Linked DNA regions of Homo sapiens: all the other regions are linked to region 1. A link is a loop called in an ENCODE intact Hi-C map of the cell type or tissue named here. Cell type or tissue: endothelial cell of umbilical vein. All regions are shown on one strand. Links, peaks and the distances in the headings refer to the core of each region. The heading gives the core; the rest is flanking DNA. Region 1 has its middle 460 kb from the start of NAALADL2. Region 2 has its middle 160 kb from the start of NAALADL2-AS1. Region 3 overlaps NLGN1 (neuroligin 1).

Region 1 (10,783 bases), core at 3,478-7,477:
GGTCAGGAGATTGAGACTATCCTGGCCAACATTGTGAAAACCCGTCTCTCCTAAAAATACAAAAATTAGCTGGGCATGGTGGTGTGTGCCTGTAATCCTAGCTACTTGGGAGGCTGAGGCAGGAGAATTGCTTGAAACAGGGAGTCAGAAGTTGCCGTGAGCTGAGATTGCGCCATAGCACTCCAGCCTGGTGACAGAGCGAGACTTCGTCTCAAAAAAAAAAAAAAAAAAAAAAAAAAAAAGAAAAAGAAAAAACCAAAAGCATGTCAATTAAACAAGTTAATAAAAGTAACAATAAAATATTCAAAAGCAAGTATAGTTTGTACCTAAATGCAGTGAACTAAGGTTTATTGTATCTGCCAAAGGAGAGAAAGAAAATTTGATAGAATGGTAGAAGAGTGCCAAAAAAAAAAGTAATTTTTTAGGGGGTGTATACCATTTTTAAAAACCGTTTTTCCTAGTTTTCCTTGAAGAGGTCCTTCACTTCCCTTGTTAGCTGTATTACTAGATATTTTATTATTTCTGTGGCAATCGCAAATGGGAATTCATTCATGATTTGGCTGTAGGCTTGTCTGTTGTTGGCATATAGGAATGCTCATAATTTTGGGGCATTGATTTTGTATCCTGAGACTTTGCTCAAGTTGCTTATCCATTTAAGAAGCTTTTGGGCTGAGACGATGGGGTTTTCTAGATATAGGATCATATTATCTGCAAGCAAAGATAGTTTGACTTCCTCTCTTCCTATCTGAATACACTTTATTTCTTTCTCTTGCCTGATTGCCCTGGCCAGAACTTCCAATTCTATGTTGGATAGAGTGGTGAGAGAGGGCAACCTTATGTTGTGCTGGTTTTCAAGGGGAATGCTTCCAGCTCTTGCCCATTCAGTATGATATTGACTGTGGTTTTTCATATATGACTTATTATTTTGACTTCCGTTCCTTCAATACCTAGTTTATTGAGAGTTTTTAACATGAAGGGATGTTGAATTTTATCGAAGGCCTTTTCTGCATCTGTTGAGATAATCATGTGATTTTTGTCTTTAGTTCTGTTAATGTGATGAATCACATTATTGATTTGCGTATGTTGAACCAAGCTTGCATCCTGAGGATGAAGCCTACTTGATGGTGGTGGATAAGCTTTTTGATGTGCTGCTGGATTTGGCTTGCCGTATTTTATTGAGGATTTTTGCATCAATGTTCATCAAGGATATTGGCTTGAAGTTTTCTTTTATTGTTGTACCTCTGCCAGGTTTTGGTATCAGTATGATGCTGGCTTCATACAATGAGTTAGAGAGGAGTCCCTACTTGTCAATTGTTTGGCATAATTTCAGTAGAAATGGTACCAGTTCTTCTTTGTACCTCTGGTAGAATTCAGCTGTGAATTTGTCTGGTCATGGGCTTTTTTGGGTTGGTAGGCTATTTATTACTGCCTCAATTTCAGAACTCATTATTATTGGTGTATTAGGGATTCAATTTCTTCCTAACTTAATTTTGGGAGTGTGTACATAGTAGGAATGTATCTACGTCTTCTAGATTTCCTAGTTTATGTGCATAGAGATGTGTGTGGGATTCTCTTCATGGTTGTTTGTGTTTCTGTGGGGTCAGTGGTGATATCCCCCTTATCATTTCTGATTGTGTTTATTTGAATATTCTCTCTTTTTTTCTTTATTAGTCTAGCTGGTGGTCTATCTATTTTGTTAATAATTTAAAAAGCAGCTCCTGAATTCGTTGATTTTTTGAAAGGTTTTTTATGTCTCTATCTCCTTCCGTTCAGGTGCGATCTTGGTTATTTCTTGTCTTCTGCTAGATTTAGGGTTTATTTGCTCTTGGTTCTTTAGTTCTTTTAGTTGTGATGTTAGGTTGTTAATTTAAGATCTTTCTAGCTTTTTGATGTGGGCAGTTAGTGCTATAAGTTTCCCTCTTAACACTGTGTTAGTTGTGTCCTAGAGATTCTAGCACATTGTATCTTTGTTCTCCTTAGTTCCAAATAACTTCTTGGTTTCTGCCTTAGTTTCATTATTTACCCAAGAGTCATTCAGGAGCAGGTTGTTTAATTTCCATGTACTTGTGTGGTTCTGAGTGATTTTCTTAATCTTGAACTCTAATTGATTGTGTTGTGGTCTGAGAGGCTGTTTGTTATAATTCCAGTTCTTTTGCATTTGCTGAGGAGAGTTTTACTTCCGATTATGTGATCAATTTTAGAGTAAGTGCCATGTGGTGATGAGAAGAGTGTATATTCTGTTGTTTTTGGGTGGAGAGTTCTGTAGATATATATCAGGTCTGCTTGATCCAGAGCTGAGTTCAGGTCCTAAATATCTTTGTCAATTTTCTCTCTTGATGATCTGTCTAATACTGTCAGTGGAGTGTTAAAGTCTCCCTCTATTATTGTGTGTCCAAGTCTGTTTGATGGTCCCTAAGAACTTTATTTATGAATCTGGGTGCTCCTATATTGAGTGCAAATATATTTAGGATAGTTAGGTCTTCTTGTTGAATTGAACGCTTTACCACTATGCAATGCCCTTCTCTGTCTATTTTGATTTTGTTGGTTTAAAGTTTGTTTTATCAGAGATGACATAAACAAATGGAAAAACATTCCATTTTCATGGATAGGAAGAATCAATATTGTGAAAATGGCCATACTGCCCAAAGCATTTTATAGATTCAATGCTATTCTCATTAAACTACCATTGACACTCTTCACAGAATTAGAAAAAACTACTTTAAAATTCATATGGAACCAACAAAGAGTTCAAATAGCCAAGATGATCTTAAACAAAAAGAAGAAAAACAAACCTGGAAGCATCACACTACATAACTTCAAACTATACTACAAGGCTATAGTAACCAAAACAGCATGGTACTGGTACAATAATAGATACATAGACCAATGGAACATAATAGGGAACCCAGAAATAAGATCACACAGCTAAACCCATCTGATCTTTGACAAACCTGACAAAAACAAGCAATGGGGAGAGGATTTCCTATTTCATAAATGGTGCTGGGAGAACTGGCTAGCCATATGTAGAAAATTGAAATGGGACCCCTTCCTTACACCATATACAAAAGTCAACTTAAGATGGATTATGGATTAAAGGGTTTAATGTAAAAACAAAAGTATAAAAAACTAGAAGAAAATCTAGGCAATTTTATTGAGGCCATGGTCACAGGCTAAGATTTCATGATGAAAACACCAAAAGCAATTGCAACATAAGCAAAAGTTGACAAATGGGATCCTAAACTAAAGAGCTTCTGTACAGTGAAAGAAACTATCACAACAGTGAACAAACTATAGAATGGGAGAAAATTTTTGCAATCTATGTGTCTGAAAAAGTTCTAGTACCCAGAATCTACAAGCAAACTTAAGCAAACTTACAAGAAAAAAGCAAACAATCCCGTTATAAAGTGGGGAAAGGACAGAAGCAGACACATCTCAAAAGAAGACATACATGCAGCCAACAAACACATGAAAAAAAGGCTCAACATCACCAATCATTAGAGAAATGAAAATCAAAACCACAGTGAGATATGATCTGACACCAGTCAGAATGGCAATTATTAAAAAGCCAAAAAACAACAGATGCTGGCAAGGTTGTGGAGAAAAAGGAATGCTTTTACACTGTTGGTGGGAGTGTAAATTAGTGCAATCATTGTGGAAGACAGTGTGGCAATTCCTTAAAGATATAGAGACAGAAATACCATTTGACCCAGCAATCCCATTACTGGGTATATATCCAAAGAAATATAAATCCTATTACTGGGTATATGCCCAAAGAAATATACATTTATATAAATTATCTTATATAGATTTCATTTACATAAAATAAATATAAATGAAATATAAATATAAATATACACAAATCTAACAATGTGGGACAATTCTTGGTTGTGTAGGACACCTTACAGCCCTGACTTTGAACCAATGAATACTGGTAACTTCTACAAATTATGGGACAAACTACTTCCTCTGCCACTTCCCCCAAAGTTCAAAAACATTCCCTAGATGGCAGTACTGCTTTCATGAAAAACCACTGATTTTATCCACGAATGCCATTAAGAGCAGTAGTAATTAGATAGAAAAGATATATCATCAAGAGAAGAGAAAAGTGCTAAAATAGCACAAGTATATAATGTGGATTAATAAATCTCTGATCACCATTTTCCCTCACTACGAAGAAGAAACAATAAGAAACACTGTACTTTGTACATAGACATTGTCTTGGAGAGGTATTTGGAATGGTAACAAATGTCTGAGAAGCTAGAAATTTTACCTATAAAAAATGAGACCTAATGATATTGTTTAAATTATTATATAGGACTAAAGTTACTGTATTGGACTGATTTCCTTTTACCATTACACATTAGGTTAGGACTTTTGTTTCATACACCTCAGCTCCCCCCAAGAAATAGTTATTAAAAGTTGAAATGTTCCAAGGAATAACACAAAGGCGAATTACTGTATAGAGGCTTCCTGTGACTTTAGGGAGCACAATTTTCATGGAGTTATGTGTTGCCATGGGAGATGTTGTTGGGAGATGAAGATATGGAGCCAAGCAAGCCGGGCTGTGAAAAGTGGAAAAATAATAGCATACTAGCTAGTGAGAGCTAAGAAGCAGAGAAGTATATTTTGTTTTTGAAGATGGCAAAATGTAGACATGTTTATATGCTAAGGGGAAAGAATCAGCGAAAGGAAATAATTGAGATAATGCAGAATTGAGCTCATCATTGAAGAGTACATTCCTTGGACACACAGTATGATGAGATAAGAAGCCATGATGAAGAAAATTTCCTTGAATCACAAAAGGGAGCAGCCATGGGAATCAAACAAAACTATTTAGGAATTTGAAATCAACTGAAGGAAAAACTTGGGAATTTCCAACACATGTAATCATCAAATTTGAATTATATTTTGAGTAGATCTTCAGTAGGTTTACTAACATAGTTTCAAGTAACTCTTTATACTTGAATTGATTTAATTGAACATTTAATTTTATCACATATAAATAAAATAGCAGGAATCATAAAAGTACAGCTCATTTTATTTTTAGAAACTGAACAAACGGTCAAGAGACAGAATGCTACCAGTACCCCAGAAGTTTCCTCTTGCCCAATCCTAGTCTCAACCCCCCGCCACCAAGGACAATCACTAACCTGACTGCTAACCCATATATTAGTTTTGCATGTTTTTGAACTTTATAAAACTCATGGAATCATAAAATACATACTGTATTGTAAGTGACTTCTGCTCAACATGTTTCTGGGATTTGTTGTGTGTAGTTGTATTTTTTTTTTCATTTTCTTGCTGCATAGTATACCACTGTCTATACATACACCCAATGTATTTATTCATTCTACTTTTGATTGGCTGGCATTTGGGTAGCTTCCAGTTTGGGATATTACAAGTACTGCCACTATGAACATTTTTGGTCTTGTTTTTTGGTTTACAAATTTACACATTTCCATTCAGTATACACTTAAAAATGGTAATGGAGGGTAAATTAGGCTTTTCTAAAATATTTTTTAGAGATAGGGTCTTGCCATGTTGCCCAGGCTGGACTCAAATGATCCTCTTATCTCAGCCTCCCAAATAACTGTGACTACAGTGGCATACCATCATGCTGGCTTTTTGTTTTTTTTACCTGCCAAAATTTGTTGGTTCATTTTACTAGCATGGAGAGACAGTGACATCTGGTGTATGAAATAATAAATTTCAGGTCTTAGTGTATGTTTGAAATTTAAGGAATCTACTCTTAAAGGTAGTCTGGGTGTTATAAGAATCCATACATAGAATGAGTTTATAGTTCTGTTTCTACTATTAAAATTAATCTAATTTTTTTTCACTTTGAACACATAAAGAATTTGGGAATTTTAAATCTTTTTACATTTATAGAGACAGGGTTTTGCTATGTTGCCCAGGCTGGTCTCAAACTCCTAGTCTCAAGCAATCCACCTGCCTTGGCTTCCCAAAGTGCTAGGATTACAGGTGTGAGCCACTGCACCCAGCCCAGAATTTGGTGTATGAGTCAGGGTTCTTTAGAGGGACAGAACTAATAGGATGGATAGATAGATAGATAGATAGATAGATAGATAGATAATAGATATAAAGGGGAGTTTAGTAAGTATCAACTCACGCCAATCACAAGGTCACACAACAGGCCATCTGCAAGCTGAGGAGCAAGTAAAGCCAGTTCGAGTCTCAAAACTGAAGAACTTGGAGTCCAATGTTTGAGGACAGGAAGCATCCAGCACAGGACAAAGATGTAGGCTGACAGCTAGGCCAGTCTAGTCTTTTCACATTTTTCTGCCTGCTTTATATTCTAGCTGTGCTGGCAGCTGATTAGATGGTGCCCACACAGATTAAGGGTGGGTCTACCTTCCCCAGCCCACTGACTCAAATGTTAATCTCCTTTGGCAACACCTTCACAGACACACCCAGAATCAGTACTTTGCATCCTTCAATCCAACCAAGTTGACACTCAGTATTAACCATCCCAAGTCCACTCCTTATCAACTTGAACCCATACACATCTCCTGAGATCATACATAATCTTTAAGTAAAGGCAATAATGTCATAATTATGGCAACATAACACAACTATCCTTCATACAACCAGAAACGCACCAATCCCCAACCCAAATGTTATTACATAAAGTTAATAATACTTAAATGCTGATATGAAGTCAATAATCTTATTAACATGACAAAGGAAAAAGGAAATAAAATATATTTTCTTAGTCCAAGTGTATGCATGTACAAACATGTTTTTAACAAAAGAAGGAGGAAATACTCATGACAATTACAGTCCTCATTTCTGCAGCTGGTCATGTGATTATAGCTGGTATTGATGACTACCTTCTTCTACTATCCATTCTGTATTCCCTTCGCCTTCAGCAAGCACCTCAGCAGGTCATGGTTTTTCTCCTGGTGGAGTGACCCAAACCTTCATTCATGAAGGGTCTGGGTCATTTGTAGTTCTGCCTGGATTGGGCTGTTGTAGTTTCCCATTTACCTTAATCACATGGCATGATAATACTAAGAGACACCCTAATGGATCCCCTGTATTCCATGCATACTCTTCCCTACCTCCATTGTGGAGGCCTTTACTGTGATTCTCCTATGGGGGCCTGCCAAAGGCTCCAAAAGAATCCCTATCTGCCACTGACATCTCAAGCACCGCTGGATCTGCTGGGTCATGTGGCTCAAGTGGCAGAGCAGCTTGCACAGCAGCCTGGACCTGTTGCTGAGCCTTCTCCTGTTCTGGACCACACTCAAAACTGGCAGCCTTTTGGGTTACTAGATAGATGGGCTGGAGTAACACACTCCAATGAGGAATGTGTTGTCTCCAAAATCCAAATAGGCCCACTAGGGCCTCTTTCTTGGTTGTGGGAAGGACCAAATGCAGCAACTTATCCTTCACCTTAGAAAGAATATCTTGATAAGCCCCACACCACTGGACCCCTAGAAATTTTACTGAGGGAGAAGATCCCAGAGTTTCAGTCAGATTTATTTCTCATCCTCTGGCATGCAAATGTCTCACCAATAAGTCCAGTGTGTTTGCTACTTCTTGCTCACTGGATGCCATCATCATAATGTCATCAATGTAATGCACCAGTGTGATATCTTGCAGAGGCAAAAAGCAATCAAGGTCTCTCTGAATAAGATTATGACACAAAGCCAGAGAATTGATATACCCCTGAGGTAGGACAGTAAGGGTATATATATATAAAGGGGAGTTTATTAAGTATTAACTCAGACAATCACAAGGTCCCACAATAGACTGCCTGCAAGCTGAGGAGCAAGGAAAGCCAGTCTGAGTCCTAAAACGGAAGAACTTGGAGTCAGATGTTCAAGGGCAGGAAGCATCCAGCACAGGAGAAAGATGTAGGCTGGGAGAAAGATGTAGGCTGGGAGGCTAAGCCAGTCTAGTATTTTCACATTTTTCTGCTTGCTTTATATTCTAGCTGCACCAACAACTGATTATATGGTGCCCACACGATTAAAAGTAGGTCTACCTTCCCCAGCCCACTGACTCAAACGTTAATCTCCTTTGGCAACACCCTCACAGACACACCCAGGATCAATACTTTTCATCCTTCAATCCAATCAAGTTGACACTCAGTATTAACCATCACATTTGGGAAGTTCATAAGTAATAGATAAAACCAAGTAATTAGACAAGATTAACAGAAGAAATGCTATTGTGATGTGCGCTAATGACAATTTTTGTACTGCAAATCACTACACTTAAAGTTGTCACATATTGAAAGATTTTTAGGATTGTGAAATACAACATTTGCATTCTAAAGTAACCTAGTGGGCCAGGTGTAGTAGCTCATGCCTATAATCCTAGCACTTTGGGAGACTGAGAGGCGAGGATTGCTTAAATTCATGAGCTTGAGACAAACCTGGGTAACACAGTGAGACCCATGTCTCTAAAAAAAAAAAAAAAAAAAAATACTAAAACAAAACTAACCCAATGAAATCTGAACAAAATGAAATATAAACTGTATGTTTTTAAGGTAACAAGAAAGTAAAACAAATTTATATATTGGAATTCTTTGGAATTCAACTAACGGAGCTCTCTGTTCCTTTGTAAATTTTCTACCTCTGTTGAAAGAGATAAACTTTTTTTAATGACAATATATGATTAGGAAAAATGTATGTCCATTCCATTTTGTGGTTTTTCTCTGATCTTTGCTGTCAAAAAACAAACAAACAAACAAGCAAAGAACAGGTGGATGATTCATGTCAAGTATGTCCTTTAAGGCATTATTTGCATTCACATTTACAGTTCTTGAAAGATCATACTGTTTTCTTCTTTGACATCATGAAGCTCGTAAGTCAAGGTTTATCACACTGAAACATAATGCTCTTCAATATTTATTTCATAAATGTTTATCATAACCTCTTATCTGCCAGGCATATTAACTAGTGGCATCCCAAATGAAGTTTCTTTCTCCTCTCACCCTCTCTGACACCCTTCTTTTCTTCTTTCCTTCCTTCCCACTCTCTTTCCTCTGTCTCTCCTTAACATGGAGTAACCTAAGTAAAATTAAATGCTGACAAGAAACTTGATCATGGGAGAAGACGTGAGAACTAGAGTGATTTTGGTGGAGCAGAGAGAGATAAACACAAAGATAGAAGCCATTTTCCATTCAGTTAAGAGAGACAACCCCTTACTAATTGTGTCAGGGAAGAAGGAAGAAAGAACGAAGGAGTGTAAAATGAAAGTAGCATGGTGGGAGGCTGAGGAAGGTTTGGGGAAGTGATGATTGAGATCACGTTCTGAAAGCGATGTCGGAAGAGGTATCTTGGTAGTTTAGAGAAAATAAAGAAAGTTTCTGTTAGTAATTGTTGAGAATTAGAGTAAGACAAAGAGAAAGTAACCAGAAGAAATACACAGGATTTCTGAGGCACATTGAAGTCTCAGTGGAGGCAAAAGACCTGGAATTTGTAATGGTGCAAATCATCATCAGTGCTCATTAAGCAAAGTTTAGTCAGAGAGAAGCAGAATTGGTGAATTGAGCTGTTTGTTTTTAGAATTTATACACACAAATGCACACAGACACACACAGACATATATAACCAATATATATACATATCATAAATACATATATACATATACATGTCATATATACATATATACATATCATATATACATATATACATATACATATACATATCATATATACATATATACATATCATATATATATGTTGTTGGTTTTATATATATATATTATCATATATATATGACAAGAGATAAGGGCCTAATCTGAAGGATTATCAAAGTATTTCATGAAATCGATGTAGCTCTGAAAAGGTGTTTTATAGACAAATTATATATAGCTTTTGGCAGAGAGAGGTTGATATTTCTTAAGTACTTGGCAATTAGGTAAAGACAAGGTATTACGGTAATAATGAAGTAGGAGAGCTGGGATCGTGAGAAAAGGTCAGACAGGTGTTGGAAATTTAAGTCTTCAGACTATTTGTAATGATGGCTGAGGTAGGAGAGGCTGAGAAAAATGAAGTGGAAGTAGAAGTCTATGGAAGAAAGGAAGTCAATAGAATGAGAGGCAAAGATATTAGATAGACATTGATAGATAACCAGAATAATTGCAGAAATTAAGAAAGCCTAAATAATTTCACAAAGCCATTACTTAATTAGAAACAGTTATCAGGATGTTAGTAGATGGGAATAGTGGTGGTTAGGACCAAAAGGAAATGAAAGACACTAATAATTTTCAATAGAAGAAAATTAATTGATTAATAAACCTATAAAACAATGTCCAATTTTATAGTTAGTGAGCTAGTAACTAAATTAAAAATTTAAATTTAGCTCAAGACCTAAATTGAAATTTGTTCAATTTAATTAAATAGAAATTAAATTTAGCTCAATAACTAAATTGAAAAAAATGAGAAACCATTTATTTTGTCCATGAAATTAGCAGAGTTTTTTAAAAAGTATTTTCATAGGTATAAAGAAACATACACTCAATAATGTGAATGTAAAGTATCAAAACATTTTGGAAAGCAATTCAGCTATATTTATTAAATGTGTATATTTGACCAGATAATTCTGTTACCAGAAAAAAGAGTCTCAGTCCAGACCCCCAAAGAGGGTTCTTGGATCTCCTGCAGGAAGGAATGCAAGGAAAGTTGCAAAGTGCAGTGAAAGAAGCAAGCTTATTGAAAAGTATTCTGTTACGGAGTAGGGCATCCTCAGAAAGCAAGCAGAGGAGTGCCTCTCAGTGAGAAGAGACCATTTAGTGAAAGCTAGCTACA
Region 2 (10,783 bases), core at 2,554-6,553, 1.5 Mb before region 1:
GATATCTGCATATATAATTTGAAATCCTTCCACATGTGAGTTTTTCTATTCTACACCATTTATTTATGTATTCAATCAGTTGTTTATATTATTATGGAGGCAGGGATATTTATTTTATTATTTAGATTACAATCCAATTCCACTTTGTTGTTGTTGTTGCTCAAATTGTTTCAGCTTTGACTTTTTGGAACTCTAAGTTGATTCCATTTTTCTTTAGACATACCCCAAATATTTGTGACTATAGCCATGTGGCTTCATTTCTGGGTTCTTTATTCTGTTCTATTGATCTATGTGTCTGTTTGAATACTAGTACCATGCTGTTTTGGTTACTATAGCTTTGTAGTATAATTTAAGGTCACGTAATATGATGCCTCCAGCTTTGTTCTTATTGCTGAGGATTGCTTTGGCTATTTGGGATCTTTTTTAGTTCCATGTGAATTTTAGGGTTTCTTTTTCTAATGATGTGAAAAATGACATTGGTATTTTGATAGGAATTTCATTGTATCTGTAGACTGCTTTGAGCTGTATGGTCACTTTAATGATACTGATTTTCTTCTGATCCATGTACATAAAATATTTTTCCATTTATTTCTGTCACATACAATTTTTTTCATCATTGTTTTGTAGTTTCTTTGTAGAGATCTTTTATCTCCTTGGTTAAATATATTCCTATATTTTTGAGTTTTTTATCCTTGGTAAATGGGATTGACTTCTTGATTTTGTTCTCAGCTTGATCATTACTGGTGTATTGAAATGCTATTGATTTTATATCCTGAAACTTTACTGAATTTATTTATCAAATCTAGGAGTCTTTTGGTGGAGTCTTAGGGTTTTCTTATCATATCATCAGCAAACATGATAATTTGACTTCTTCATCCCCAATTTGGATGCCTTTTCTTTTTACCTGATTACTTTGGCTAGGGCTTCCAGTACTGTGCTGAATGGGTGTGGTGAAAAATGGGCATTCTGGTCTTATTCCAGTTCTTATAAGTAATGCTTTCAACTTTTCCCCATTCAGTATAATGTTGCTTGTGAGTTTGTCATAAATGGTTTTTATTATTTTCAGGTATGCTCCTTCTATACCTAGTTTGTTAAGGGTTTTTATCATGAAGCCATGCTGTATTTTATCAAATGCTCATTCTGCATCTATTGAGATAATCATATGGTTTGTGTTTTTTATTCTGTTTACGTGGTGAATGACATTAATTGATTTGTGTATGTTGGACCATCCATTCATCCCTAGAATAAAACCAAACCGATTATGGTATATTATATTTTTGATGTAACGTTGATTTCAGTTTGCTAGTATTTTCTTGAGGATTTCTGCATGTATGCTCATCGGGAACTTTGGTCTGTAGCTTTCTTTTCTTCTTGTGTCCTTTTCTGGTTTGAGTATCATGTTGATATTGAATTTATGTAATAAGTTACGGGGAATTCCCTCCTTCTCAATTTTTTCAGAACAGTTTCAGTAAGACTGGTACCAGTTTTTCGTACATCTGGTAGAATTCAGCTGTAAATCGGTCTGTAGCCGAGCTTTGATTATTGAGGGATTTTTCATTATTGATTCAATCTTGCTACTGGTTATTGACCTGTTCAAGATTTCTATTTCTTCTTTGTTCACTTTTAGGAAGTTGTATGTTTCCAACGATTTATCCATTTCCTCTAGCTTTTCTAGTTTGTGAGTGTAGAGCTACTCATAGTAGTCTCTGATGATGGTTTTTATTTCTGTGGTATCAGTTGTAATGTCTCCTTTTTCATTTCTCATTGTGTTTACTTGAATCGTCTATCTTCTAGGTTTGTCTATCCAGAAGTCTATCAATTTTGCTCATCTTTTCAAAGAAGCTATCTTTTGTCTCATTAATCGTTGTATTTTTTGTCTCAATTCCACTTAGTTCTTCTCTAATCTTTGTTATTTCTATACTTAACCTAGCTTTTTGGTTTGTGCACTGTTATTTTTCTGTTTTCCTAAGGTGTGATGTTAGATTGTTAATTTGTGATTTTTTCCATTATTTTGATGTGGGCATTTACCACTATAAACTTCTCTCTTCACACTGCATTTGCTGTATCCAAGAGGTTTTGGTGTATTTTGTCTCCCTTTTTTTTCATTTCAAAAATGTTTTAATTTTTGTCTTAATTAAATCCTTTACCCAAAGATCATTCCAGATAACCGTGTTTATGTCCATGGAATTGGTCTCAAGTTTTATTCCACTGTGGTTTCAGAAGATGCTTGGTATGATTTCAATATTAAAAATTTATTGAAACTTGTTTTATGGCCTAATATATGGTCTATTTTTGAAAAATATTCCATGTGTTGATGAGAATATATATTCTGTGGTTGTTGCATAGAATGTTCTGTAAATGTCTGTTAGGTCCATTTGATAATTGAGTTTAATTTAAGTCCAGTGTTTGTTTCTTGATTTTCTGTTGTGATGATCTGTCTAGTGTTGTCAGTAGGGTGTTGAAGTCTCTCACTGTTATTGTTTTTCTGTATTTCTTAGATCTAGTCATATTTGTTTCACAAATCTGACTGTTCCAGAGTCAGATGTATACATATTCAGGATTGTTATAGCTTCTTGTTGAATTGATCTTTTTATCAATATATAATTGTTTATCTTTTTTACTGTTTTTGACATAAAGTCTGTTTTATCTAATCCAAGTATAGCTATTCTTGCTTGCTTTTGGTTTCCTTTTTCATGGAATATCTTCTTCCAACCCCTCACCTTCAGTCTATAAGTGTGTTCACCAGTAAGGTGAGTTTCTTGTAGGCAGCATATGGTTGGTTCTTTTCTTTTATACATTTTACCAATCTATACCTTTTAATTGGAGCATGTACTCTTTTTACATTCAAGATTACTATGGCCATCTGAGGTTTTGTACCTTTCATAATGCTAATTGTCATATAGTTGCTTTGTAGATTTTTTGTTTCTTTTTTTTTTTTTTTTTTTTTTTGCTGTTTATCTTTGTGGTTTGGTGAAGTTCTTTTACGTTGCCATTTCATTTCTTTCTCTTCCTCGTTTAACTGTCTTATAAGATCTGTGAGTTTTATATTTCATGTGTTTTTGTGATGACTAGTATTGACTTTTTGTTTCCATGTTTAGAACTCCTTTGCACACTTCTTGTAGTACCAATGACAAATTCTCTCATCGTTTTCTTGTTTGGTAAACACTTTACTTCTCCTTCATTCATGAGGTATATTCCAGCAGAATACAAAATTTAGAGTTGACAATTTTGCTTTTTTTTTAAGCACTATGAAAATAGAATCCCAATCTCTTGTGGCTTGTAAAGTTTTTGTTGGGAAGTTCATTGTTGGTCTGATGGAGTTTTCTTTGTAGATGGCTGGATATTGCTGATTTTAGTTTTAGTTTTTTAGGTTTTTTTTTAAATCTAGTTTGACCTTAGACAATCTGATGACTATATATCATGATGAGGATCTTCTTTCAATGCATTTTTCTGAAGTTGTTGATCCTCTTGTATCTGAATGTCTAGATCTCTTGTTAGAATAGGGAAGTTTTCCACAAATTGGTTTTTAAAATTTTTTGTTTTTTCTTCCCCCTCAGAAATATTTATGCTTCATAGGTTCAGATATTTAAGAAGTCCTACACTTCTTGAAGGCTTCATTCATTTTTTAAACATTATTTTTCTTCATCTTTATGTGATTGTATTTTTGAATTTTTGATTGAATTTTTGAAAACCTGTATTCAAGTTCTGAGATTCTTTCTCCTATTGTTGAAGCTTTCAACTCGACTTTATAATTTCTTCAGTTATTTTTTATTTCCATAAGTTTTATTTTTTAAAAAATATCTACCTCATGGGTAAATTTCTATCATAGCCTAAACCATATCCTCAATTGATATTCTGATTTATTTGTATTGGTTTGCATCTCACTGAGTTTCTTTAAAGTAAATATTTTAAATTATTTGTCTGCTATTTCAAAATTTTCATTTTGGTTAGGATCCATTTCTAGAAAGTTAGAGTGATTCTTGGTGGTGGTGTAACACCCAGTTTCTTCTCCAGAATTGTTATGCTGGTTTCTTCTCATTTGGAAAAATGTCACTTCTTATTTTATAATTTAGTTTTATTTAAATGGGATTTTTATTTTCCCACCTTAAGGATGTGACTATATTGTCTGTTGAATAGGATCATTTGGCTTTGCTTCTGGGTGCTTTCACTGGCAAGTCCCTGTATGAATTCTTTGGTTATAGATAGCCTTAGTGGCTTTCTCAAACACCAGTTGTACTAGTAGTGTACTGAACATGTGAACAGGCTCATGGCCTCCTGTAGGGCAGGGTTGACAGAGGTCTTAAAAAGCTTATTTCATTTCTAAGAGCTGTGTACTTCTGGCAGCAGATTTTGTATTGGGTTGTGCAGTTCAACCTCCAGGCCAGTAGGTGGCACTTTCAGGTAAGAGTTGGCTGCAGCAGTTGGCAGTAGGGTTGATGCTTGATCTTTGTTTACCAGGAAAAGCTCTCCACAGCCTCAGGCAATGGGTTGGCCCATAAAATGCAGAGTGTCCAGGGCTCTGTACTCAGCCCTGAGGTGTGGGAGTGATGCTGGGTGGAGCTGGACTGGGCTGGCCTGCCTTAGGGTCCTGCAATGGCAGGCACAAGCACCATTTGTGATACAGGTGGCAAGGAAGTTGTATAGACTGTATTATTTTCTTGGATACAGATAGTCTTATTGTGGTGGCTTTCCCAAATGCCTGGTGTAGTCGTAACGTACCCTGTGGGGGAGCAGACTCAAGTCCCTCTGAGTAGACAGGGTGGTGTGAACAACGGAGGTGGCAGAGGTCATGCAAATCTCTTCTCTTTTTCAAATGTTGTGCAATTGTCTCAGCAGATGTAAAAAACAAAACGGGCTTTGCAGGTTTGTCTCCTAGCCAGTAGGTGGCACTTGCAGGTGAGAGCCAACTGTGATAATGGCAGTTGGGCTTTTGCTTGACCTTTGTTAACCGGAAGTACTGAGAAGCTGCAGGCAATAGGCTGCGCTGTGGGACTTCCAGGAGTCCGAGTCCCATGCTCTGCCTCTGAGGCTGGTGGCTGGGGTAAAGCTGGGCAGGGCTGAGCCAGGCAGGGCTGTACTCAGGCTCCCCAATGGTAGGTACAAGCAACGGCCATAACATGGATCAGAAGGCAGTGCTCAGGCCACTGGGGCAATGCTTCAAGGAGGAGCATAACAACTTATTTTGTGCCAAAGAGTCAGCATGGGAAAAGAGAAGCAGTTTGTGTTCCACAACCTAGCAGATGGTAGTGACACCTGCCTCACTCCCACACCCTTGACCCAGCAAGGCTCCCTCCCATAACCCACTCCTGGCAGCAAGCTGAAACAGTAAGTCAAGACACAAGCAATCTGTCTTCAGATTACAAAACTGTCCTATGCCACAAAACTCCCTGCCAGGGACAAAAACTTGGACTCCCAGGCCACACCCCTCCGACTCCAGTCCTGCATCCTGCAGTGGGACTGCCCAACGCTTATGCCCGTGTTTCAAACCCATGCTACACTCATCTCTCAGATCTGGCCATGGGGCTCTTCCTCCTCTTAAGACTAGATTGCAAATCTCATTCTTGAGATTCTCTAAACCGATGACTAATGCTTGTTCTGGATGACAGATTTCCGCACAGCCCCCTATGAGTTAAGATCAGGAATGATCTCCTATTAGCATCAAGGTCTGGGAGCATGTGCAAAGTACTTCCTGCTGCCTCTTCTCACAGTCTCTTCACTGATCCCAGAATTGTATCAGTTGGAAGAGTCAAGGAGCTCCTCTGTGGCCTGGATTGCCTGACTCCCAAGTGGAAATGTATACTGTGAAGATACTCTTCCCCTCTCAGGAACTTGGAACTCACAGTTTTCCGTCAGACCCACAGTGTGGTCTGCTGCCCACCATATTTTTCAAAGTATCCAAAGTTTGTTTCATTTTTATGTTGAGCTTCCTATTCTTTCCTTGATCACAATGTGAATCTCTGCACACTATTTTGCTATTTCCAAGTGAATGAGGTTCGCTAACAAAGCCTCTATGCCTCCATCTTGGAGAAAAAAAAGCTAAGTATCGATATATTTTGTTTTCATTTTTATTTACTTCAAAATTTTAAATTTTTACTGAGACTTCTATTTTGACCTCTCACTTATTTAGAAATGTGTCAATTTTCAGATATTTGGAGCTATCTCAGTTATCTACATGTTACTGACTTCTATTTGAACTTCATTGTAGTATGAGAACATACTTTGTATTAATTCTATTATTTTATATTTTTAAGATGTCTTTTATGGCCCAAATGTGGTCAACCTTGAAGAACGTTCCATGTGATCATGAAAAAAATATATATATATTCTGCCATTGTGGATGTACTTTGCTAAACATGTCAACTAGATAAGTTAGTGATAGAGATGTTCAGTTTAAATATATTTTCATTTTCTGCTTGTTGCATCTGTCAATTACTAATGGGTAAGTGCTGAAATCTACAGGTATAATAGTGCCTCTGTTAGCCTATTTCTCCTTCAGTTTTATCAATATTACTGCATGTATTTTAATGTTCTCTTGTATGAGGCATACACATTTAGGATTGTTATGTCTTTTTGGAAAATTAACCCTTTTATCATTAGATAAAGCTCTGTAGCCCTAATAATCTCTATCTTTCCTGATGTCTGCTTTGTCTGAAATTAATGTAGCTCCTTTGCTTTCTTTTGATTAGCACTTTGTGTGTTTATCTTTTTACTTTTAACCCAGATGTATCTTTATATATTTAAAATGGGTTTCTTGTAAGTGACATATAGCTAGGTTTGGTTTTGTTATCCTCTTCAACAATTTCTATCTTTAACTGGTATATTTAGAACATTAACATCTAAAGAGATTATTGAGTGATATAGTTGGATAACTATCTACTATGTTTATAACTGTATTCTATTTCTTGTAGTTTTTTCCTAGTTTATTTTTTCCTTCCAATTTTTCTGAATTCTGTGATTTTAACTGACCATGTATAATATTTAATTTATATCATATATTAGTGTATTAATTGTACTTCTTTTTTTAAAAAAAAAAATGATCACTGTAGAATTTACCAAATAAAATGTAAGTTAATCTGTCTTTACCTCAAACAACCCTGTACCACTTTATGTGTAATGGATATTGTGTTAATTCATTCTCACACTTCTATAAAGAAATACGTGAGACTGAGTAATTTATAAATACAAGAGGTTTAATTGGCTCACCATTCTACAGGCTATACGAGAAGCATGATGGTTTCTGGGGAGGCCTCAGGAACTTTCAAGCATGGCAGAAGGTGAAAGCATTAGCAGGCATATTTTACATGGCTGGAGCAGTAGGAAGAGAGAGAAAGAGGGAAGGTACTGTGTCCAGAATTGGTGGGTTCTTGGTCTCACTGACTTCAAGAATGAGGCCGCAGACCCTCGCGGTGAGTGTTACAGCTCTTAAAGTGGCACGTCTGGAGTTTGTTCCTTCTGATGTTCAGATGTGTTCGGAGTTTGTTCCTTCTGGTGGGTTCGTGGTCTTGCTGGCTTCAGGAGTGAAGCTGCAGATCTTCACGGTGAGTGTTACAGCTCGTAAAAGCAGTGTGGACCCAAAGAGTGAGCAGTAGCAAGATTTATTGCAAAGAGTGAAAGAACAAACCTTCCACAGTGTGGAAGGGGACCCAAGCGGGTTGCCACTGCTGGCTCCGGCAGCCTGCTTTTATTCTCTTATCTGGCCCCACCCACATCCTGCTGATTGGTAGAGCCAAGTGGCCTGTTTTGACAGGGCGCTGATTGGTGCGTTTACAATCCCTGAGCTAGATACAAAAGTTCTCCATGTCCCCATCAGATTAGTTAGATACAGAGTATCCACACAAAGGTTCTCCAAGTCCCCACCAGAGCAGCTAGATACAGAGTGTCGATTGGTGCCCTCACAAACCCTGAGCTAGACACAGGGTGCTGATTGGTGTGTTTACAAACCTTGAGCTATATACACAGTGCTGATTGGTGCATTCACAATCCCTGAGCTAGACATAAAAGTTCTCCAAGGCCCCACCAGAGCAGCTAGATACAGAGTGTCAATTGATGTACTCACAAACCCTGAGCTAGACACAGGGTGCTGATTGGTGTGTTTACAAACCCTGAGCTAGATACAGAGTGCCAATTGGTGCATTCACAATCCCTGAGCTAGACATAAAGGTTCTCCACGGCCCCGCCAGACACAGGAGCCCACCTGGCTTCACCCAGTGGATCGTGCACTGGGGCTGCAGGTGGAGCTGCCTGCCAGTCGTGTGCCGCGTGCTCACACTCCTCAGCCCTTGGATGGTCAATGGGACTGGGCGCCGTGGAGCAGGGGGCGGCGCTTGTGGGGGAGGCTCGGGCTGCACAGGAGCCCACGGAGGTGGGGGAAGGCTCAGGCATGGCGGGCTGCAGTCCCGAGACCTGCCCTGCGGGAAGGCAGCTAAGGCCCGGTGAGAAATCGAGCACAGTGCCGGTGGGCCAGCACTGCTGGGGGACCCAGTACACGCTCTGCAGCCGCTGGCCCAGGTGCCAAGTCCCTCACTTCCCGGGGCTGGCAGGGCAGCTGGCTGCTTTGAGTGCGGGCCCGCCAAGCCCACGCACACCCGGAACTCCAGTTGGCCAACAAGTGCTGCATGCAGCCCCGGTTCCTGCTTGTGCCTCTCCCTCCACACCTCCCTGCAAGCTGAGGGAGTGGGCTCCAGCCTTTGCCAGCCCAGAAAGGGGCTCCCACAGTGCAGCAGTGGGCCGAAGGGCTCCTCAAGTGCCGCCAAAGTGGGAGCCCAGGCAGAGGAGGCGCTGAGAGCGAGCAAGGGCTGTGAGGACTGCCAGCACGCTGTCACCTCTCAGTACCACACACTTGTAAATAACCAGATCTCATGAGAACTCTATCACAAGATAGCACTAGAGGGATAGTGTTAAATCGTTAGAAACCACCCCCATGATCCAATCATCTCCCACCAGGCCCTGCCTCCAACATGGGGGTTTATGATTTGACATGAGATTTGGGCAGGGACACAGAACCAAACCATATTATTCCACCTCTGGCCCCTCCTAAATTTCATGTCTGTGTCACATTTCAAAATACAATTATGCCTTCCCAACAGGCTCCCAAAGTCTTAACTTATTTCAGTTTTAACTCGAAAGTCCATAGTCCAAAGTCTCATCTGAGACAAAGCAAGTCCCTTCTGCTTGTGACACTGTGAAATCAAAAGAAGTGAGTTATTTTCAAGATACAGTGGGGATACAGGCATTGAGTAAATACTCCCATTCCAAAAGGGGGAATTCAGCCAAAAGAACAGTCTAAAACCCAGAAGGGCAGTCAATAAATCTTAAAGCTCAAAAATAATTTTTGACTCTGTGTCCCACATCCAGAGCACACTGATGCAGTGGGTGGGCTCCCAAGGTAGCTCTTCAGGGCTCAGCCCCCATGGCTGCTCTCAAGGGCTAGTGAGTGCCTGCAGCTTTTCCGGGTGCACAGTGCAAGCTGTCAGTGGATCTATCATTCTGGGTTCTGGAGGTCAGTGGCCCTCTTCTCACAGCTTCACTAGGGAGTGCCACAGTGGGAACTCGGTGTGGGGCCTCCAACCCCATGTTTCATCCCCACACTGCCCTAGTAGAAGTTCTCCATGATGGCTTCACCCTGCACCAGGCTTCTGCTTGGACATCCAGGCTCTTCCATGTATCCTTTGAAATCTAGGTGAAACTCCCAAGCATCAGCTCTTGTACTCTGCACACCCATGGGCTTAACACTACAGGGAGGCTGCCAAGGCTTATGGCTTGCTTTCTCTGGAGTAATGGCTCCAGCTTTATGTACCTTGACCCCTTTTAGTCAAGACTGGAGCTGGAGAGGCTGGGATGTGGGGAGCAGTGTCTCAAGGCTGCGCAGGGCAGAGGGGTTCTGTACTTGGCCCATCAAACCATTATTTCCTCATAGGCCTCTAGGCCTGTTATGGGAGGGGCTGCCAAGAAAGTTTCTGAAATACCTTCAAGGTGTTTTCCCCATTGTCTTGGTTATCAACATTTGGCTCTTTTCTACTTATGCAAATTTCTGCAGTAGGCTTAAATTTTTCCCCAGAAAGTGAATTTTTCTTTTCTACCACATGGCCAGGCTGTATATTTTCCAAACTTTTATGCTCTTATTTAAATATAAGTTCCAATTTTACATCATTTCTTTGCTCACAAATATGAGTTAGCCTGCTAGAAGCAGCCAGACAACATCCTGAATGCTTTACTGTTTATAAATTTCTTCCAACGGATACCCTAAATCATCATTCTCAAGATCAAAGTTCCACAGATCCTTAGAGCAGGGGTACAGCGCAACTAATTGCTTTGCTAAGAAACAAAAGTGACCTTTGCTCCATTTCCCAATAAGTTTCTCATTCCTATCTGAGACCTCATCAGCCTGACCTTATTGCCCATATCACTACCTGCATTTTGGTCACAACCATTCAACAAGTCTCTAGGAAGTTCCAAACTTTCCCTCATTGTTCTGTCTTCTTCTGAGCCCTCCATACTGTTCCAACCTCTGCCAATTACCCAGTTCCAAAGTCTTTTCTACATTTTTAGGTATCTTTATAGCAATACTTCACTCCCAGTAACAATTTTCTGTATTAATCCATTCTCACACAGCTTTAAAGAAATATCTGAGACTGGGTAATTTGTAAAGACAAGAGGTTTAATTGGCTCAAGGTTCTTCAGGCTTTTTGGGAAGCATGATGGCTTCTGGAGAGGCCTCAGGAAACTTTCAATCATGGTAGAAGGTGAATGGGGAGCAGACATGTCTTACATGGCCAGAGCAAGA
Region 3 (10,783 bases), core at 4,224-8,223, 810 kb after region 1:
TAAATTGCTCAAGTTTTATTTTCAAGGTGTGAATATTGTGACAACCATTCACAATATTCACAACGTTCTATGCTGTAATCACTTTTTCTGGTCAGTTCTGTCATAGAAGTGGTGGTTGTCACATGGAAAAAAACTTTTACTAATGATAATCTCAACCTGGATTTTATCAACTCAATATTACTTGATTACATGTTTGAACTTGTTGATCTTCCAAGCATAGAAAGTATTCCATATGACAATATGAGAGTACTCATTGTGACTGTTTTTTAAAAAGCAATGACAATTTTCAATTCATTTTCAAACATTACAAGTAACCTCTTTTCTTCTCCTGTAGATCTACCATTCATTGGGTGTGTCAGGGAAGAAAAAAGAATCATTATGGTTACAAAAAACTGATGACAAACATTGGTATAAAAAACAGTATATCAATTGGATGTTTCCCAATAGGCATTTGTTGAGAACCATATGTATACAATAAGACCTTCATATCATTGCCTGATTATTTACTCTTTATAGAAAGTGTCTGTGCTATTTCAATACAAGCAAAATATAAGAAAATCACATTCTAAGAAAATAGTTGCCCAATATTCAATCTCTTCCCCAACTTCTGCTTTTCCTCCACATGCACTGCCACCATCAAATAAATAAATAAAAGTAAGCAAGCAAACACATTAGTCTATTTATTTTCTAAATTATGCAAAACATAAACAGAATTATAGGTAGAGGAAAGTTGACTATGCAGTTCTATTAATGAAGCACCACCTACAGCACCTCCAAAGAGACAGCATGGGCCTCAGCAGGTAGCTCTAATTGTAGGCATATGTAGCATTAGAAAAGTAGGCTACAGAAAAAGAAAAAGCTACTGTGTGGCCTGTCACAAGTGAACTAATATTATGTACATAAAGCGTAGCTGGATATGCAGTGAAAATACTAAACTAAAATTTCTATACAAACCAGGAGAAAGTGAAAAAAGTACATATTCTTCTGTTTCATAAGTCAAATCAAAGTTTGTCCACTTAAAGCTAAGTCCTAAGATGTCAACTGCATTAGTTAGGTCTAGTCTCAGGCTGGAACTTAATTTCCTGTGATATATCACTGTGGTTTTTGAATTTACATCAGTAGTAGTAACTTAACTTGCATTTGTTCCAAAATGAATTTCATGCTCAACTTGTTTTTCTTAATTAAACTTCCTTTAGCGGTCCCTAATATGTGTATTATTAAAACTCATTAGTCCCATCCACAATTGCCTGTCATTTTTTTGACTACACATTCATATATTGAAGTGCTGTGTTGCTATATATAGGAAGAAAATTAAATAATAAATATGGGGACTTGAACGTTTTATGAGTGTCAGGATGACAGACTGCCTGCAAGGCCCATAAGGTTTCACACAAAAGAGGCATTACTGCTAAAGCTAACATGCTGACACATCTCTGATCTATAAAGTCTGCAGTAATGGCAGCAGTGAAGCGCTTTGCCATTGACTAGAATTTCTCTCACATGCAACGGAAATAGGCACAGAAGAGATTATACTGACTGTTATAAAAAGAATTCATATAAAAATCCCCCAAAAGTTTAATGTCTAATAATTTCAAACTCCTGGAATGATTCACTAGTTTTCCCTGACTTCACTTAAGCTTCGAGTTGACAGTCATTCTCTATCACACAGGTTAGCTACCAAATGGCTGTGGGGATTTTTGTTTGTTTGATTTTACTTTGTTTGGGGGATGACTCTTGAAGGCAGAGATTATTCAGATCATTTTATACCAACATAGTAATATTTGACATTATCAACATTATTTCATTAATAACAGAACAAAAGTGACCAGCAAATGGGTTACTATTAAGGAATCATTTTTCTTAGAAATCATTTTCTTAGAAACAGAATGTTGCTATCCCACAGGATTATATGGTTAGCTACCTCATGATGTTTTAAATTATCTCTTAAAAAGCAATAAAAACATTAGACTCATCATGAGTGTTCACAAATTTGATATTTTTCAATGCTTGGCAAATTCAATATGTCAAAAACTTGAATTTTAAATTAATTGAAAGTTGGTTTTTGTTCTTTTTTATTTCTCAATAAAGCAAAAGAGATGGAAGATTTGCACTTGGAAGTGTCATGTGTTAAATTTCAACAAGTCATTTAAAAATAATTGCCCTTATCACTTTGCTTCTAATTAAGAGTGTGTTGCTAACTTCTTTTTAATGTAAAATAACATTTAATGTAGTTAATCATCTCAAAATCATAGAAAGAATCTATAGCAAATGTGTTAGCTTTTCCTGAATGTTAGGCCAGTTGCAACACATAAAAGGTTTTTGAGGGACAGGTGCAGCTGTCAAGCAAAACTCCAGTGAATGCAACATCAGTTTTTACATAGTGATAAGCTTAGAGGAATCCAATGTTATTTCTTGTCACTTATATCAGAAACTGTGCTTGCAGATTTCCAGGGCTAATTGACAGCTTCCATCTCTTTACCCCAAACTACCACATTTTGTGTTACTCTGATAGAAAATTCACAACTCATCAAGGCTACCATGTTCTTTTTAATAATTAGGACCAAAAACATGTATTGGGTAAGATGGAGCTAAATGGAATTAATTTTCTAAGTGAATTCCTCAGGTTTTTCAATAATTCCTAGAACAATCCACTCTATTAGGGAGAGCATTTATCTAACTGGGTACCTTGCTCTTCGTTTACTGGCCGCAACTTTTTAAAAAATTTTGGTGTGTAGTTTTGTATATACTTATTTCCATTGTTATTGGCTTTCCAAAGTGGATTTACTACCTACAAAGTTTACTGAAAGTTTTGTGTATGTACTGCTTGTAGAAACAAAGGATACAGCCCCTCCAAGTAGATTATAACAAAGAGAAGGTCACTTTCTCCCTTTTCATTTTAACTGACAAAAGAGAATATAATAGGGGAGTAGAAAGTATTGTTTATTCTGACAGAAATGTATTTTCCAGGCACTACAAAGGCACATTCAGTTAAGTCTTCCATTTTAACACTATGGCACATGCAATGACTACTGATTTAATGGTTTTGGAATATGCAAATCAATTTTAAAAGGACCTTCTTTTTCATGTTTCAAATTATCTATCTATTTTTATATCAACAGCCATATTCTCTATTAGCTTAAAAAGAGAAATTCCAACCCACCTACCACTCACCTTCATTACTTATTTGCTATTACCACTTAATGATATTTGCTAGCTGTCTTTTTAAAATCCGTTTAAACTTTGAAAATATTTTAAATACTATTAGACAGTGTGGCTAGGATCAGTGGCTAGACTGTGCCAATACACAGAACATCCATTCTTCTACTCTCAGTCTGCACGTGAACCACGTGACTTATAGCAGAGTAAAAAGAGACTAACCTAGCTTCTCAGATATCGCCTTAAAACTAACAATTGGGTTATAGCAGAGTAAAAAGAGACTAACCTAGCTTCTCAGATATCGCCTTAAAACTAACAATTGGGTTTGTAGAAACTATTTATTGTTATTTCTATAATCTCTAAATAAGCCTACACAACGTCTACTGAAATAAGAAATATCTACCTTTTCCACTTTAGAATTCCTGGGAGACAAAAGTTTTATATTTTGCTATTTCATCTTTAGAAAACAAATCTCACATGCATGCTTCAAAATTAGATTTCAGAAACACACATACACACACAAATCCAGGAAGAAAGTTTGGTTAGACTAATCTTTTAATAGTCAGAACGTCGCATGTATCTGGAATTCCTGAAAAAAAGTACTAGAGAATGAGTGTGCTTCAGATGACATTGAAGAGTTGCCTTTTGATGAGTTCACACACACAGACTTCAGTGGTAAAACCACAAAGGTATCTGCATACAGTCATAATCTGTAAACCAGAAATCCCTGAAAAAAGGTAACACTTTTATTCTAAAGATTAGAACATACAAAATGTATGTTTTATCTTTTATCTATCTCCATTTTATTCCAAAGCATTTGAATGTCTACAAGTTTAAAATTTAACGAATTGGCTTTAAAAAAAAAAGCCAACTAAAATTGTGATGTTGAAGTCTCAGATTCGTTAACCTACTGAACACATTTATATACATCCCTCAAATAAATCAGTTCTTTGTATGCAATTGTTCTGAAGCTACGTGGACTCCAAAATTACTTCAGAATAATATGCTTTTCTGGGTTCCAAAGCAACTTTTAGTTGCCTGAGTCAATTCATATTCACTGATTTGAGTGATTAATTATAGCTGCTGAAATTGATTTCCTTCTGCAAATAAAGATGAGTTTTTCTTGGGAGCTACAAAATTCTTAAAAAAAGAAAAAAATTCCTGAATTCAGCTGCAAGAAAATGTCTGGGAACGCGCGCGCACCGCTCAGTTGGAAAGAAAAGCCAGTAAGTGGCGAGGCAGGCAGGGCAGGGATGCATCAGAAATGCAGCCGTCTGCCTGGCGCACTCGCTAGCCTGGGCCCTCGGCAAAAAGCCTGCAACGTCTTCCTGGGCTGCTCCAACTCGAAGAAAGTTACCTCGGACTTGTATTATGGAAAGTCGTGCAAGTGAATTACAAGACAACATGTGTGGCCAGCCACCCACTTCTACTGTCTCTATCCGGTGCAGTGACCCTGTAACCCTTTAGTGTCCGGTTGAGAGAAGCGGGAAGCGGGAAGGGGTAGGAAGAGAGGGGTGGGGGAGGAGACAACATGAAAACAGCCAATTCCCCCTGCAAAATATCCCCCTAGAAGCCACGACAGCCGCAGAAACGGCGGCCGAAGCACCAGCGATTTCTACTTGGGCTTTTCCGCTCTACATGCAGGTTTTCCAAGGCACCGCTGCCTCCTCTCCTTAAAGTATTGCTAGGAGAAAGCACTGGATCTGGGAAGCGTCTCCCAACTGAGAGATTTTCAATGCAAAGTTGAGAGCTTGGAGAGCTGCTTGGCTCCCCCACCGACGCCACAAAAACAAGGTTTTTTAGCTCGATCTAGGTAGCTCCCTAGCGATCCCCCCGGGGATGCGCGAGGTGGTTTTATATTCCCCTTTCTCTCTCCATTTCACAGGCACCGCGTCCGCATCACCTTCCGCGCAGTGGCACAAAACCCTGGCAGCCCCCTCCCAATAAAAGAGCCACAAACTTACCCTCAGCAAGATAAATCCACAGAGGGAGCCCCCTCATCTTTCCCCGGTCCCTTTGCAATGATTCAAGGAGACGGTCTCTACAACACTTCGCCGTCAAATTCAAGCTGAAATGGTCCAAGTATTTACCAGTTTCTAGACGCTTTTTTGAAATCTCGAGCACCCGGTAATTCTTGTTCCAGGATTCAAGACGCTTCCTTTTCTCTTTTTTTGCTTTAAGCATCCGCAACCCCAGTTTTGCACCCCCCCCTCCTTTTTTATTCACCCACGGACACTTCTAAAACGTGTCGATTGATCCTTTTTTCTCTCCAGATGCAACCACGATCCAGAATCCTGGGGACCCAAAGCCACCTCCATGTAAATCCGACCATCAGGCAAGAAATACAAATGATCAAACAACGTTACTTCTTTCGGCTGCAATCAGATAATCCTACTAATCCAATAGATTTATCTCGATTGGAAATTGACCTCAAAAATGAATTCCCGGTGCTGATGTCCAGAAGAACAATTTCATAACCCTGTTCGGGTGACTGAAAAAAAACTCTGGTTTCTTTCTTTCTTTCTTTTTTAAAAAATCTTTTTTGGATTCTGGGTGCACTCCTCGCAAAAAAAAAAAAAAAAAAAAAAAAAAAAAAAAATGCCGAGGACCCTGGTTTTACCCTAATATAGGTTTCTACTCCAAATCGGTGCAGGATGAAAAATGGTACAAAGATACCCCTAGTGGCTCCAGGCGATATTGCAGGGATCTCACTTTTTTTTCCCATCCCCTCTCCTCACCTTTTTTTTTTTTTTTCTTTCTGCCCCTTTAGATAACTGGCTACTGCAGTAGTTAAAGAAGGCTGAACTGCAATTAACATGAATAGTATATGACTACTTGAATACAGCATCTGATGTTTCTTTGTTTTACGTTTAAAGACTGAATCTTCTGTGTTTCTGTCTCCTCTGGATTCTATTTTTTTTTTTTTGTCTACAAAAATTTCCCCAATGGCAGTTAGTAGCTAAAATGCCAATTTGAGGCAATTCGGTGATTTCAAAGCAATTGTATTTGTTTCTTTAATAACTATCGACCTAAAAGAAGCCTCACTCTTCCTGAGATATGCTGCTTTTAGAAAAACATTTAAAATTTTATTTCCTTTAAAGGAATATGATTGTGTGTGTGTGTATTCTTAGATAATCTCTTACTCATTTGGGACTTTTAGTGTTCATTCAGCAAAGCAAGTGATAGCTCCTGTAAGCCTGTGGTCACAGAACAAGACCTAAGAGTCATTACATAGGCCTCAATGTTGCTTACCTGAATGCTTTTAAATTCAATGACCTCAAGATTACCCCTAGCATTTCCGACAGGCTCCAGAGAAAGAGTCAATGCAAGGAATTTCAGGACTTTGTTTTCCCAAGCGCTCTAATCACACTTTGAGGGCTTGAAACACAAATTGGGCCTAGTAAACTAGAGAAGTTGAATTCTCTTTCATTGTGAGGGGTTCTGTAGCTGCAAGCAGTCCAAGACACTCTTTTTTAACTGACTAAATAATTAAGCCTTTTTAGTGTACAAGGTGTTAAGGAGTCAAAAGACCTTTCTTCTACCACTGGTGTTGCTATTAATTGGCTATGTGACTTTGGGCCATCACTTTTTGGCCCACGGCTAATTTATCTATTAACACTAAGGGGTAAACCCATATAAATCAATAAATATACATGTTCCTGGATGGGAGAATCAATATGGTAAATTAATCTATAGAAGTAATGTAATTATTAATAAAATCTACTACAATTTTTTTGTGGAAGCCTAAAAGTTAATTCTAAAATGTGTTTGCAAGGGCAAAGGGTAAGAAATTATCAATATAATCTGAATAATCTGAAGAAAAAGGTTCAGGAAGTTCCAATATGAACTATTAAGGCTTAACATAAAATAACAGTAACTGAGGCAATGCAGATGTGGTTCAGGGCTAGAAACTAGTCCAATGGAACAGAATAGAAAGTCCAGAAAAATATTCATGGATTTGTGGAAACCTGATAAATAACTGGTGACATCAGAAAGCACTGAGGGAAGATGACATATTCAGACACTGAATTAGCCATATGAAATAATGATAATACAAGATTGCAACTTCACATGTATGTATGTTAAGGTGGGTTAAAGACCTAAAGATGCTGAGCAAAATTTTACAACATTTAGAGGGAAATAGCTTTATGATTTTGGGTAGATGAGAACAGAAAGGTTTACTAAACAACATAAAAAAGCCAAAGTCCATAAAGAAATAATATTAAATTTGATATATTAAAATAAAGCAATTATATAAATCAAAATGTACACTCATAAAAGATATTTGCAATGCATATAATCAAAGAAGGATTACTATCCAAAGTACATAAAGGGGCTTATAAAAGATAAAAAATATAATAGGAAAGAATGGGTTAAGGAAATGAATAGTTGATTGACAGAAAAAGATTCTCAATGTCCAATAAGCATCTGAAAAAGGTCCTCAATCCCCCTAGTTATTAGAGAAATGCAATTCAAAATAATGAGATTTTTGTTTCCCAGTCATGAAATTGGCAGAAATTTACAAGTCCAGCAAAACTTAATATTGATGAAAATGTGAAGAAATTACAGAGAGTATATGATAGTACAAGTTCAGAGAGCAGTTTAGCAATAGTTGAACATTTTTATGTCCTATAATCCAGTTTTTCCACTCCTAGAACTATTCATTCCACAACTATTTGAAAGAGAAAAAAACAGTAGGAGAGAGAAATAATCTAAACACCTTCAGATAAATAGCTGGACAAAATATTTATAGAATATTCATATACTGCAATAGTAGAAACGGTAACAAGAAAAATGAATGTTACCTCAGCTCCTTGAGTTGATATAAATGAATCTCAAAAAATATAATATGCAGCAACAACAACAAAGGATGTTGCGGAAAGATGCTTATAGGATGATGATATTTGTATATAAAATTCAAAAACAGGTAAAATAATTACATCTATTATATTTGATCACATACCTATATACAGCAAAATATATCAACATGTATGATAATGACAAACATGATATTCAGGGTAGAGGTTACTGTGGGGAGGGTGCCAAGTAAATGAAATTGGAAAGGCATCACCAGAAGCTTCAACTGTATCTACTGTGCTCTATTTCTCAGCCTGAATCTTGAGTACATGGGTGTTTACAATATTACTATATAAATTGTTTATATGCTTTAAATATTTTATTAAAATTAAAGATTTAGACTACATTATTCCTGTGAATCTTTACCATATTATAAAATTTTCTAATTAAGTCTGAAAAAATGAAATATCAATATTTCATAATGTGCTTTTTATATGGAGATTTTTTTAAAAAACTGTACTACTAAATATTTCTAAGAAGTGTAAATGGAATGGTGCTTATTTACTTCTATAATTGATATTAGAAATTCTAGCTAGGAAGCAAAAATTACCACCTAAATGGGAAAATATGGTTGAAATTGAAAAAAATATATATGTAATCCTCAACTAGCTCTTTCTTGTATTTTCCTTTGATCTCACAAATAGTAACAGGGCCTCTGAAATTGTGAAACAGTCAATCAACTGATTGATCATGTTCAGTCTGACCAGTTAACTAAAAACTACCAAAGCCAGAGTAGCCATAAGCTGAAATTACAACATGAAAGAAAACTCACCCAGAGTATTTAAAATATGTATGTGAATTCAAATAAGAAGACTTTGTTGATATGAAATATGGGGACTGGAAATCTCATTTCACAATCACTAGGCATTATATTTCATAATCCATGCAAAAGAGATACCAAATATTAGAAAAGGCATTTTTTATAACTCAATTGAGCAGTTAATACTATTCAATGCACCCTGGACTCAGGAAAAATGCTTGAGTTAATTGTCAAACAATCAATTTTCAACTATTCTGAATAGATTTCCTGGAAATAACCAAAACAGATTTGTGATAAGGAAATAGTGATATGCCAATTTAATTTCCTTTGATAATAGAAAGATAAGGGAGAAGAAGCAGATGTACCATTATATTTCTGAAATTTGGAGAGGCTGACATTCTTTCAGCAAACACTTATTGAATACCTCCTGTATACTGGGCATAATCCAAAGTATATCATAGGAGAGTTGACTTTAAAACAGCCAACTACCACAAATCCTTAGTTTCCTATTGATGATTTATTTGTTGAGTGCAAATGGCTATTACTATTATCAATTAATATTTCAGCATCCATACTGAACAAGTATTAGATATTAATATAGAACTGAAGGTTCATTTTTCAGTATGTTTAAGTGTAAAATGAGTTCACAGAGTAAGGTAGTCAATGAAGAAAGAGGAGTAAAAGGAGAAGTGAAAGGAGAAGGAGGGATAGAGGAAAGGTGTTTGAGAATAAAAATGTGAATCAAATTCATTTATCTCCCTGGTGATTTACTGACAGAGAGGATAGAAACATACTTAATATTTGTATCCTTCATGATACAAATTATTAGTAAATGACTGACTTAATAGATCAAACAATAAAACTAGTTGCTATATGAAGAGAATAAATTCTCTAATGAAGAGAATCTCTTCATTAGATGGGCTTGCTAATTTCTTCAGAAAATGAAATCAATACAGGAGGAAAGTAAAAATTAGTATGAATAATAATAATGGAAATAAAAGACCAAGATTGGTAAACCTGAGCACTATAGGGCATTCCAATTTAACCGTGTTATTAAAATTTCAGCTCTGATAAAAAACATCTTAGAATTACATATCTTATTTTGGTTTCTATACCAAATAGAAAATGATGGATTGATTAATACCAAATGGATCATGTGAGGAAGCAGCATAGTTTTCATAACAAATAGAGGAGTAAGTATTTCATTGTTGCTTTTAATACAAAAGAGTTATTTTGAGAAAAGGTGGGGTTTTTTTTGAAAAATCATATAAATGCACATCTTTTATGACCAGGTCAAATCAATTCAGCTCTGGCTTGTGATAAACGTTTTAGGATGTTGTGAAAGATAGCAGCTCAGTGTCTGAAAAAGAAGAAATAACCGAAATATTTCATGTACCCCATAAACATATATACCTACTATATACCCACAACAATTTTTTAAAAATAATTTTAAAAATTCTGAAGCTAGAAATAAAATAAAACAGAATTGTAAAGCAAGTCTGGAGAAAAAAAAATCCTCTACCATCTTCAGAACTCCCCTGATGTAACCTCATATTAAGTGCTCAAGACTTGAATCTAAATGAATGGCAATTGGGAATTATGAAAGAAACAAAAATAAAAAGTGGTGCAACATTGTAAGTTCTAACTACTGCAAAGGTGACTGTTTACAAAGAGGTTCTTTCTACGGGGAAGAATCTACTCCCACAATCCTGCTTAATTAGAAAAGACTACTTAAAATGCTTGACTGGTACTGACTATATTTCAGATACGTATTGGGAGAACACACCTGCCTGGATGCTAAATATACCAGATGTATCTTTATATTTCATGGAATAGAGATTGGTAATGGAAACTAAGGAAGTGATGATCAAGACTAGACATTTTGTTTGTTTGTTTATTTATCTTGAGACCTGGTCTCACTGTCTTGCCCAGGCTGGAGTGCAGAGGCACGATCATGGCTCACTGCGGCCTCAAACTCCCCGGGCTCAGGTGATCCTCCCATGTCAGCCT

What was found. Hi-C counts contacts between places; a loop is a spot of excess contacts. Peaks named below come from ENCODE experiments on the same cell type or tissue, not always from the same donor. Only the 100,000 strongest peaks of a DNase experiment are listed, where the experiment ranks them.
Region 2: it touches region 1 in a loop (9-fold over the local background); 2 of 110 quality-filtered maps call a loop at or near these places.
Region 3: a loop joins it to region 1, with 2.8 times the contacts of the local background. A loop is called at or near these places in 2 of 110 quality-filtered maps.

What each region holds. Positions count from the first base shown.
Region 1 is chr3:174,392,937-174,403,719 of GRCh38, reverse strand. No RefSeq gene overlaps it. Among named protein-coding and RNA genes, the nearest start is that of NAALADL2, 460 kb to the left of the region's middle. In endothelial cell of umbilical vein, for the core only: no CTCF peak of the experiment used is centred there; a DNase peak (open chromatin) is centred at 5,649.
Region 2 is chr3:175,935,238-175,946,020 of GRCh38, reverse strand. No RefSeq gene overlaps it. Among named protein-coding and RNA genes, the nearest start is that of NAALADL2-AS1, 160 kb to the right of the region's middle. In endothelial cell of umbilical vein, for the core only: a CTCF peak has its summit at 4,366 (motif pointing right); no DNase peak of the experiment used is centred there.
Region 3 is chr3:173,579,372-173,590,154 of GRCh38, reverse strand. The region is part of intron 1 of NLGN1 (neuroligin 1); the gene reads right to left. Among named protein-coding and RNA genes, the nearest start is that of NLGN1, 190 kb to the right of the region's middle. In endothelial cell of umbilical vein, for the core only: a CTCF peak has its summit at 5,822; DNase peaks (open chromatin) are centred at 4,714, 4,804, 4,934, 5,834 and 1 weaker place; H3K4me3 peaks cover 1,463 bases; H3K27ac peaks cover 1,101 bases.